Linked DNA regions of Homo sapiens: region 2 is linked to region 1. Evidence: read pairs that join two places in POLR2A ChIA-PET (ENCODE). Cell type or tissue: OCI-LY7. All regions are shown on one strand.

Region 1 (5,000 bases):
TTGATTTGCCTTTTGTGTGATACAAGGGCATAGCATATTTGGGGCATTCCAAAATGTGACCATGCTATCCTGTAAATACAACCAAATGTCATTGGAAATAGAATTAAGAAACATTCCACCTACCTATAAGAAATAAGTTATTTCATATTCAAGTTAAAAATATGATTTGATGACTTTACTTGTCAGCTTGTTTATTGTAACAGAGAAGGTAGTGGTGAAAATTTCCAGCTTGTTTAGTTGAATAACCAATAAACAGATCATCTAAATTAAAACAATCTGATCTTGACTTCACAGAGATGAAGAAGAAAGTTTTATCTTTTATCTCTACTGCTATTCCATGTCCTTTGGTCCCAAAATAATGTTTTGGGGAAAGTCTGTATAAGTCTGTATGCACAAAGGTACCTCAGAAGGTTGGAAATCTATACTTAAGAATATAGTGTTGCTTAGGTTTTGTTTTTTTTTTTTTTTTAAAGTCATGCATTGTCTGTTTGCTACAAATTCATTATCTAAACAGGAAAATAAACCCTTCTATTCTTAACCAGCTACCTTCTCAGATGTATTCTTTTAAATAAGACAGGGTGATCTTTGGTCAAGCCCAGAACTTCAGTTATCAATTGTATTTTTCAGAATTCCATGAATACTCTTATAGTCAAAAAAGAACCCTTAAAATCTTCCAGTTACTCCTTCCCACTCTGGATTATATTGTTACTATCTGGGATCCCCACTGCACCTTTCAATTCTTGGACCTTGGACCAATCACCTTAACCTTTAGCTCATTATCTCTGCTTGTGAAAGCAATGCATTGTGGGTATTTTTGGTTGTGTTTTTTTTTTAATTACATTTCTCTGTTTACTTTGGTCAGAATTGATTGACTTGTTTTTCTGAGGTGTTGCATTGGTTCTTAAAATGCTGAATAATAATACTTTGCATGCTTGTGTGATCAGCCAAATCTTATCGCATGTCTAATGTGCAGGGTAAAAAGCAGGTGATGTATGGATATCAGAAAAACATTTACATATTATTACAATACTGAAAACAAAATACTTAAACGTAATGTAAAAACATACTTTGCATACAGGCCCTGCCCTAGTGGAATTCTTTGGGTTCAGTTTTTCATGTTAAACTCCTCTTCACCCCTACCCTACTTTGTAAGCTCTTTAAAAAGAAACTTCCTCCTAGGGCAAGCTTATTTTTAAAAATACTCCATATACAAAAAGTTATTTCCAAGCCAGCAGATTTTGGATAGATATAATAGGCTCTTCTAGGAGTGCTTTTTATTGTGTGAATCCTACTTTAATTACCAAATATCCAGGTTGCGCATTCTAGTTTTGCACACCTTTCCCTCTCCTCGCATGTCCTGGAGCTGTGTAACCTTCGTGTGCACTTTCACATTTTCTCACCAACTTGCCGAGGCCCCAAGCCCAGGTTATGTATTCATACATCACCTGCCTGTGTAGAGCGCATGTGCATGCTGCCGTCCTCAATAACCGGAATGTGTTTCTGTTCTTTTGTTTTTTTTGTTTTTGTTTTTGTGTGGATTTTCTGCAGTGTGGTTTACCAGGACGGATTTTACGGTGCTGACCTCTATGTAAGTACACACACTGGGGCCTTCTCGACCCCATCCCCTGACAAGCCAGCCTTTTTTTTTCTGTTTCTTTGGTTTGGTTTGGTTTTTTTCCTTTTAATTTATTTAATTTTTATTTTCTTTTTCCTTGTGGATATATATATATATATATTTATATATTTAAGAATGCAAGCATGCTTCTCTGCCACTGCGCTTGCCCCTGGGTGCAAAAACTAAGCCTTTGGGTTTCCTGATCATTGCAAGGGTCAGTCTACTGGACATATTCTTTTCCCTTCCCTATACCCACAGATGTTCTGTGGATCATTAATTTACTTGTGAGATGATCAGCAGGTTTAAAGTCTTTTATTATTGTCGTGTCATTTGCATACATAAATAACAGGACTAGCTTAACCTTAAACCAGCTCTTTCCCTTTTCTGCTTTTCTTCTCATTTCACATCCCTCTTTAGATCATTAGAGCTGTGATTTAGAGGTTAATAAGCTTTCTGAACTGTACATTTTCCTATTTTACCTACTTTGAGAGAACATGACCTTGTGATAGCCAAATAAGGAACCGATGCCAGCAAAGAGTGTGTAGTAATGAGAAAACGCCAGATATTTAGTTCTTAAAAGCCATTGGAGGAAATGAGTAGCATAATCAGCAACCCAGACTCTTCTTACAGCTATTTGACTATCATAGATTTGCTGACTCTACTAGCCATAGTAATATGGACTCCATTATTTAAACTGTCTAGCTATCACTAAAGTTCCATGATTGGTTTGTCACATATTATTTAAAATGTGGACAAAGTGATATAATTGACAAAGTACAAGTTTTTGAGTTTTGAAGTCTTTTATCATGACCTCTCCAGATGGACTTTTTCTGAATGCAAGCTTGATTTAGTCGCTCAAGTCATCAAGGGAAAATTTTTATAAGAAAAACTTGTCAGCATGAAATGATTCTGTGGGGATAGGTTAAAATTGTCTAGAAATACTTTCTCCACCCTTACTTTCCAAAATCAATAAGAGGTCCTTTTTAGTGAACTGTTTCCACAGTCTACCAGAGATTCACAAGCAACCTAAAAAAGTTAATGCACTTTCAGAATGCACTCAGAGGTTTTGCGTTTTGCAGGAAGTAGAGATGGGATGATACAGTTCTTCGAAATACAGGTGACTCACCTGTACTACTTAGCATAGGCCTGTAAGGTATGCCTTAATTTAATAACTACTTGAAGGAACCTCAGCTATGATTTGGTCCAACCTCCTAACTTACAGATATATTTCTCAGAGACTTACCCAGAACTACATAAATTATTAATAGTCAGGCATAAAACCCAACCAATCCATATTTCATTACCTCTCTTTGTACTTTAATTAAAATCCACCTCTTTCCTCAAAATATTTTCAACAAGTAATGAAAGATATCTTTTTTCCTATGTTCACAGTGAAGCTTGAGAACTGGGGAATCTCCTACTTTTACACCAGATTACATATTTCTAAATACACAGACTTACATATGATGTTAGCATGTACATTCTCCCATATACATTAGTGTCCATATTCTCATGAAACTCATCTTTGTTATTTAACTTGTTTTCTTGAAATCTGATCTATTAGAACAAGATTTTCCATTTGAGTTATTTCTTAAATCAAGTTTTTTTCTCTAATGTGTTTCTTATTTGAGGATTTATTTTTCTTAAATACAACCTATTTATGTCTTATTAAGACTTGCCTACTTTGGGCCGGGCACAGTGGCTCAGGCCTGTAATCCCAGCACTTTGGGAGGCCGAGGCGGGCAGATCATGAGGTCAGGAGATGGAGACCATCCTGGCTAACATGGTGAAACCCTGTCTCTACTAAAAATACAAAAAATTAGCCAGGCGTGGTGGCGGGCGCCTGTAGTCCCAGCTACTCGGGAGGCTGATGTAGGAGAATGGCATGAACCTGGGAGGCAGAGCTTACAGTGAGCTGAGATCGTGCCACTACAGTCCAGCCTGGGTGACAGAGTGAGACTCCGTCTCAAAAAAAAAAAAAGACTTGCCTACTTTGGCCAGGCATCATCGCTCACGTGTGTAATCGCAGCACTTTGGGAGGCCGAGGCAGGGGGATCACTTGAAGTCAGGAGTACGAGACCAGCCTGGCCAAGATGGCGAAACCCCATCTCTACTAAAAATACAAAAATTAGCCAGGCGTGGTGGCACACGCTTGTAGTTTCAGCTACTTGGGAGGCCAAGGCAGGAGAATCACTTGAACCCTGGAGGCAGAGGTTGCAGTGAGCCGAGATTGCACCACTGCACTCCAGCCTGGCTGACAGAGCTAGACTTCGTCTCAAAAAAAAAAAAAAAAAAAAAAAAAAAAAGACTTGTCTACTTCAAACTTGTTAAGTCAACCAACCCAATTTTTTAATAGTTATCTTACTTCCTTACTTTACAATGTAAGATTTTATTGAGACAGATGATTTTTCTGTTCCTGTTAATAAAATACTCTTGGTTTTTTTTTTTTAATCTACTAACTGGATTACCTTGCTGAGCTAAACACAAGTAATTCAGTGATCTTGCTGAAATAATTTTTTTTGACCAGTGGCCCCTTGTTAATGAAAGTAATTAATAGTAATGTTATTATTTCTTAGTTCTTATCTTAAAGCAGAGTTACTTAGAGAAAAAAAGGTTGGTCACTAGTGCTGAAATAATATCCATGCCCCTACATGAAAAGCAAGAATACTTTATGAGGTAACTACTGAGTTAGGCCTAATACAACTGTTGCTTTTAAAACTGTGTGTTCTGTATTCCACATGTGAGGGAGCAAAGGATACTTCTTCAAAAACACACAGACAACAAAACACTATCATTTTTGCCTTGAGTTTGTTCTGCTTCTCTCCATACATTTCCCATCTGTGGAAATCTGTCAGCATACATTTAGTTCTTATTTCCTCCGAAAGGCATATTAGAAATAGAAGGAATAGAGAGTTTAGTATGAAAAGTGCACCGAATCGGAGCTTGAAGAGAAGACACAAGGGAAAAGATTTTAAATTGCTGGTTATGCTTAAGTTAAATGAATTTAGGCTATTAATTGTGCAAGGTTTTTGTAATCCCTTTCACAGTCCCATTCTTAGACAGTGATTCCTGCTAGCCATTTACTTTCTGTTTCTTTTATGGCACATTCCTCTCTGGAGAACTGATCTAGCAATTCTGTTCCTAGTTTGTAAAAAGACCTACCGTGATAGGATTTGGGAGTGTGGCAGCTAGATTATGTATCCAGCCCTCCCTCTTCTTTTTTGGCCAGTAGAAAAGGCATAGTTCGCCCTAATTCACTTTTTAAATGGGTTAACAAACTGCTCCTAAATCACCTCCTGTGAAAAGCATGCTTGCATCCAAAGGAAAGAAAAGGCTGGTGGGCCCCTTAGTGGGCTTTTTGTATGATTGTTTTCCTTCCACAGCT
Region 2 (5,000 bases), 200 kb after region 1:
CCCACTGCATTAGGGTGGCTGTTTGGAGACAACAGGCTGGCCAACCAGATCTCTCCTCCTCCTTTCCACAGTGGAGTCACCGCTGGGCATGGGGCCACCTAGCAAAGGACTGCATCTCTCAGGCCTTCTCATAGGTAGGTACAGTCACATGGCTGGGCTCTTGCCATTGCTAGAAAGTGGAAGTGATGAGTCCATGGCTCTGAAAACAGCAGGTGTACCTCTTCCACACTCTCTTCCCCTATCCCTTCGGCTGAACCTGAATGTTACAGTGGCTTCAACCGTGCAGATGGTGACAAGGTCCTAGAGATGGAAGAACCTGAAGACGGAAGAAACCTGGGTGCCTGAGTGACCAGGTGGAGCAGAGTGACTTTGCCATGAAAAAGAAGTTGGGTTCCTCTCTTGTGACAGCAGCTCAGCCTTTTATTGTGAACGGAAGAGCACCCCATTTTCTGAGTTCCCTGAACCACGTCCAGACACTGCACCCCAACTCACTGGACTCTCCCACTAGAGAGCAACCTCTCAGCTGGCTCAGTTATAAAAGCCCTGGAGACAAAAATGTGCTTTGGAATCAGACATGGTTTCTCATCCAGCTCTGCTCCTTCCTGGCTGTGCAACTTTGGACAAGTGACTTTACCTCTCTGAACTCCATTCTCTCTTATCCAAAAAAGGATTCCAGCTAGCTCTGCCATGAGGATTCAATGACAGGACGCAGGTAAAAGGCTCAGCACAGTGCTTGGCACAGAGTAAGGTCTTCGCAAAGGTCAGCTCCTTTTCCCTTCCCCCATTCCCGGCAGCCTTCACTGCCGAGCCCCTGGCAGGCCTCCCATCAGCCCCCACCAAACCGTGATGCAGACTGAAGTTTTTCTTTCGAGTAAGTGACAGGTTCAGGGAGGTGGAACAGAACAAGTACTTAGAGTTCACAGCGCAGAATTCTTTGAAATCATGTTCCCAATGCTCCCTTCCTAGGGTCGGGGGATTAGCCGGCTATCCTGGGCTTGGCTCTAAATGGTCTCACCATGAAGGGAATTTTCCTACAATCTTATCCTACCCACTGTCCCAGGGCTAAGAAGACATGTGTCTTTCTCCTCTGTGGCAGCCTGTTGCTGTCAACCCCATTCCAGGGCAAGGACTGTGGGATGCAGGGAACAAAGAGTGGGGCTAGAGCTGGGGCTGGGGCGAGCGTGTTCTGTTTGGTGATGATTGGAATGTTGTGAGTTATGCAATAGGAATATTAATTCCTTCTAGTAGAGACCATCAGGGCTGCGAGAGGCTGTTGGTGTGTATCTGGTCCGGATGCCTTCCTCCCGCCTCCCATTTACTCATGAAGAAAAGGAGGCCTGCGAGGGGACGAGACTTATTTCCAGACCCACATAGAGAAAGGGAGTGGCAGCAGCAGGCTGGGCTCCAGCGGGACACCGTGGAGGCCTGTCTCTGTGCACCAGCGCCCTTGTTATGGTTCAGCGCTGATGGCGATGCAGAAGGGAGTGTTCGCCTCCATGCTTTGTGTGTATGAAAACCAGGATCTAGAAAGTGTCCGAGGGACATGCCTCCCACACTGACCTTCTGTGGCTGGGGTGGGCAAAGGATTGGAGGGGAGCTGGGCTGCTAGATTATCAGAAGCTGGGAGACAGGCCCCAGGTAGGCAGAGGTTAGGAGCCGAGCCCCCAGGTAGGCAGGGACTAGAAGCAGGGTCCCCCAGGTAGGCAGAGGCTGAAAGCAGGGCCCCCAGATATGCAGAGGCTGGGAGCGGGCCCCCAGATATGCACAGGCTGGGAGCGGGGCCCCCAGGTAGGTAGAGGCTGGGAGTTCTCCAGCTCCCCACACTATGGACTTGTGTGGTCTCGCCTCCACCACAGCCTGGCTCTGTTTTGTGAATGTCTGTGCAGAGGTTGTGGCTTCCCAATGGACAATGTGGTTCCCAATGAACCTTACACTGCCTGTCTCTCGACCTCCTTTATGGCCTAGCTCCCTGATCCTGCTGGTGGCATTTGCTGATCAAAAGCACAGATGGTTTCCACCTCCCTGATGCAAAATCTTTCTTCAGCCAGACGGAAATCAGACAGCCTCTGGTGTTGAATCTCTGATCTGCCACTTCACCAGCTGTGCCATCTTGGACAAGATATTGAGCTCTCTGAGCCTAAATGCTCAGATGGGGTGAACATGAGTGGGCTTCCCTCGGGGCTGGGTGATAGGATGGCGTGAGACTCGCTGGGTAAAACACACAGGGAGTATTTTACCTCACTGACTTCCTCCTTTCCCTCTGCCCAGGGAAGCCTCTCAGTCCCAGGGGGCACATTCCGTGTTGGTCAGGGCCCAGACCTTCTCCCTCAGCCTCCACTTTCCATCCTCACCCACATCCTGTCTCACTTCACAGGAGTGCTCATGCTGTGGGTTCCGTCCAGAATGTGGTCCAACAAATCCATCACACGCAGGTGGGGGCGTGTCCCAGCCCCTGGGGTGAGTCTAAGTAAGGCTGCCCACGCTTGGCATTTGAGGCCAGATAATTCTCAGTGGGGTGGGGGTGGAGGGGCATCCTGTGCGTTGGAGGATACTGAATGGTGTCCCTGGCCTCCACCCACCAGATGAGAGTAGCAGCCCCAGCCCCAGGCTTGGAAAAGGTTTCCAGAGATTGCCAACTGTCCCCTGCGGGTGAAATTGCTGCTGTACAGGAATCACAAAGAACTCAGACACGGAGATCCTCCTGGAGCTAATGGTCCACGGGGGCCCCTTCTTTGTGGACACAGACACCTCGGTACACACACCCGGAGGACCCAGGAGGGCCAGGCTGAAGGAGGGCATCACCTTCCATCTGGGGGACTTATCCCCCTCTCCCCACACTTACACTTGAAGGTGGACTCAGTGCTGACCCTCAGGGCCAGGGCACACGGCAGGTGCATTTTGGGAGGGAAAGGCCAGCTTTGGTCTGGAAAGGGGCACACCTCCTCTTGGAAATACAAAAAATACACATGGGCAAGGACACGGCTTTGTAACAAACCCACTTTTATTGATAGTGTACACGGAGATCCATGGTGGCGGGGCTGTGCCTGGGTGAGAGCGGGCCACACACCGGTGCAGCCAAGGTACCTGGTCTGCTCAGAAGGCTCAGGCAGTGGGTGGGGAAGGGGACAGAGGCAGGGTTGGAGCTGCTGCTTTGAGCACAGACGCAGGCAGGGGCCAAGGCTGGGGTGCAGGTGCAGGTATGCAGAGCTGGGGCTGGAGCATGTGTACATCTGTGTGTACATCTGTGTGTACTTGTATATACATGGGCATGGTGTACACAATATCTACAGGGACCCTCACAGACTGATCTAGGGAGAGGGTTGAGGACAAGATGTCCCAAAGCCCTGAAGGCCCCAGGGGCCAAGCATCAAGAGAGGGAGCACATCGTGGTATGTACTGAATGCCCAGCGCTAGCTTGCTTCTGCCACCCACAGACTTGCTGTGTGACCTGGAGGAAGTTACTTACCCTCTCTGAACCTCAGAAAGACCCAATAGAAGATCACTAAGGTTCCTTAGGGCCCTAAAACTTCAATATGTTTAGAGAGATTAAAATACAAAATATACTTGTTAAGAGCTGATGACAAGGGCCTTTGGTTTATGGGTTCAAAACCCACCATGCCTGAGTACATGGTGGTACCCAGCATAGCCCAATCCCGGGCACAAGGAGAAGACCCGCCCTGAGCTTTTCTGTCGGATCCCTCCCAGGCTCAGTTCTGGGTCCCAGCTGCTCCTCCCCGCCTCCCCACCGCTGTGTGTGCAGAAGGTGGTGGGGCAGCAGGGGCGGGCAGAGGCCAGGACTGGGGACCCTCTTGGTTTCCTAGGACACAGTGAACCCAGCACCCAGTAGGTGCTTAATAAATGCTTGAGGAACGAGCACAGTAGAGGGCAGCCTGGTTCTAGGTGGAGCTGTACCCTGAATTTGCTAGGGGACAAAGGTGGGGCCTGGTGCTCATCGTGTCCCCTCCGAGTCTCGGTGGTATCCTCTGTGAAATGGGAGCATTAAAAAAAAGCAGTCCTGGCCTGCCCACCCCACGCTTGTGCAATTGTCTGTAAACCGTGGAGCTCAATGGCGGAGGTCAATGTCTAGCTGCAAACAGGCCACGGAAACCCTGTTTGGGAGCAGAGGAGGAAGGCGTCCCGGGTGGAGGCCGTGGATCTGAACTGGGTGAGGGCCTGGCCAAGGAGGGAGTCACTAGGCTTTTACAGTACAATGATTTCCATTTCTACTACTATACATGACACGAAAACAGCTGCAACCACAACAAAGCACAACTGTCGGGCGGAGGGACCTAGGAGAGGAGGCTGAGGAACGCGGTCAGGAGGTGGGCGTGGTCTAAGTGGTGGGCGTGGTCTAGGAGGTGTGGCCACGCCCCCTTCAGACACAGAGTCCACTGGCTCAATGTCAGGCGCAGCTGGGGGCCAACTTGTGTGTGTGCTGGGGGTGGGAGGGGGTGCAGAGGCAGCTGAACCAGAGCGTAAGAGTTGCAGGGCTGGGAGAGAAGTTCTCCCAGCTGCCACCCAAACCAAGCTGGGTGTTATGCCAGGAGAGAGGAGACCTTTCTCATCTGGCCTTCTGTGTCCTTTTCATCCTGAGGCTTGTCCCAGGAGGCTCCATATGACGCAGCAATCCTCACCCCTCTGGCATCAACATTTCTTCCAACCCCAGGAGAGGAAGGTGTAACTTGAGTCTCTGCCTAACTCTTGAGGCTGCAGAGATGTGTCCTCCCACAGAGGAGATGAAACCACCAAGGAGCTGTGGACAAGCGGACTCAGGAAAGCTGTGAGAAGGCAGACGAATGTGCGGAGGCCAGCGCCCGGGGGCCTCCAGTCTGGTGCCTAAGGTCTGTGAACAAGACTGCTGCCGGGGCCTCGGTGGGGAGATGCGCACAGTGGGCATCTGGGGCCACCTCCCTGAAGGCACTGGCCAAGCCCCGCCCCAGCATCCCTCGCTCACTGGATGGTGCACTTGTCCCTCTCACGGGCCTGGCCTTCCCGAAGGA

The links. Peaks named below come from ENCODE experiments on the same cell type or tissue, not always from the same donor. Only the 100,000 strongest peaks of a DNase experiment are listed, where the experiment ranks them.
Region 2: POLR2A ChIA-PET joins it to region 1 with 9 read pairs; 1 of 35 experiments calls an interaction of 5 or more read pairs at or near these places.

What each region holds. Positions count from the first base shown.
Region 1 is chr22:35,752,693-35,757,692 of GRCh38, reverse strand. RBFOX2 (RNA binding fox-1 homolog 2) reads left to right here. Exons shown (of 14, transcript NM_001349999.2): 11 at 1,549-1,588. Among named protein-coding and RNA genes, the nearest start is that of APOL5, 37 kb to the right of the region's middle. In OCI-LY7, CTCF peaks have their summits at 4,747 and 4,946; DNase peaks (open chromatin) are centred at 1,432 and 2,188; H3K4me3 peaks cover 2,667 bases; H3K27ac peaks cover 4,671 bases.
Region 2 is chr22:35,551,983-35,556,982 of GRCh38, reverse strand. It overlaps RASD2 (RASD family member 2), which reads right to left. Exons shown (of 3, transcript NM_014310.4): 3 at 2,984-5,000. The coding sequence ends at 4,951. Among named protein-coding and RNA genes, the nearest start is that of RASD2, 14 kb to the right of the region's middle. RefSeq lists an enhancer at 3,714-4,693. In OCI-LY7, no CTCF peak of the experiment used is centred here; a DNase peak (open chromatin) is centred at 4,272; H3K4me3 peaks cover 417 bases; H3K27ac peaks cover 484 bases.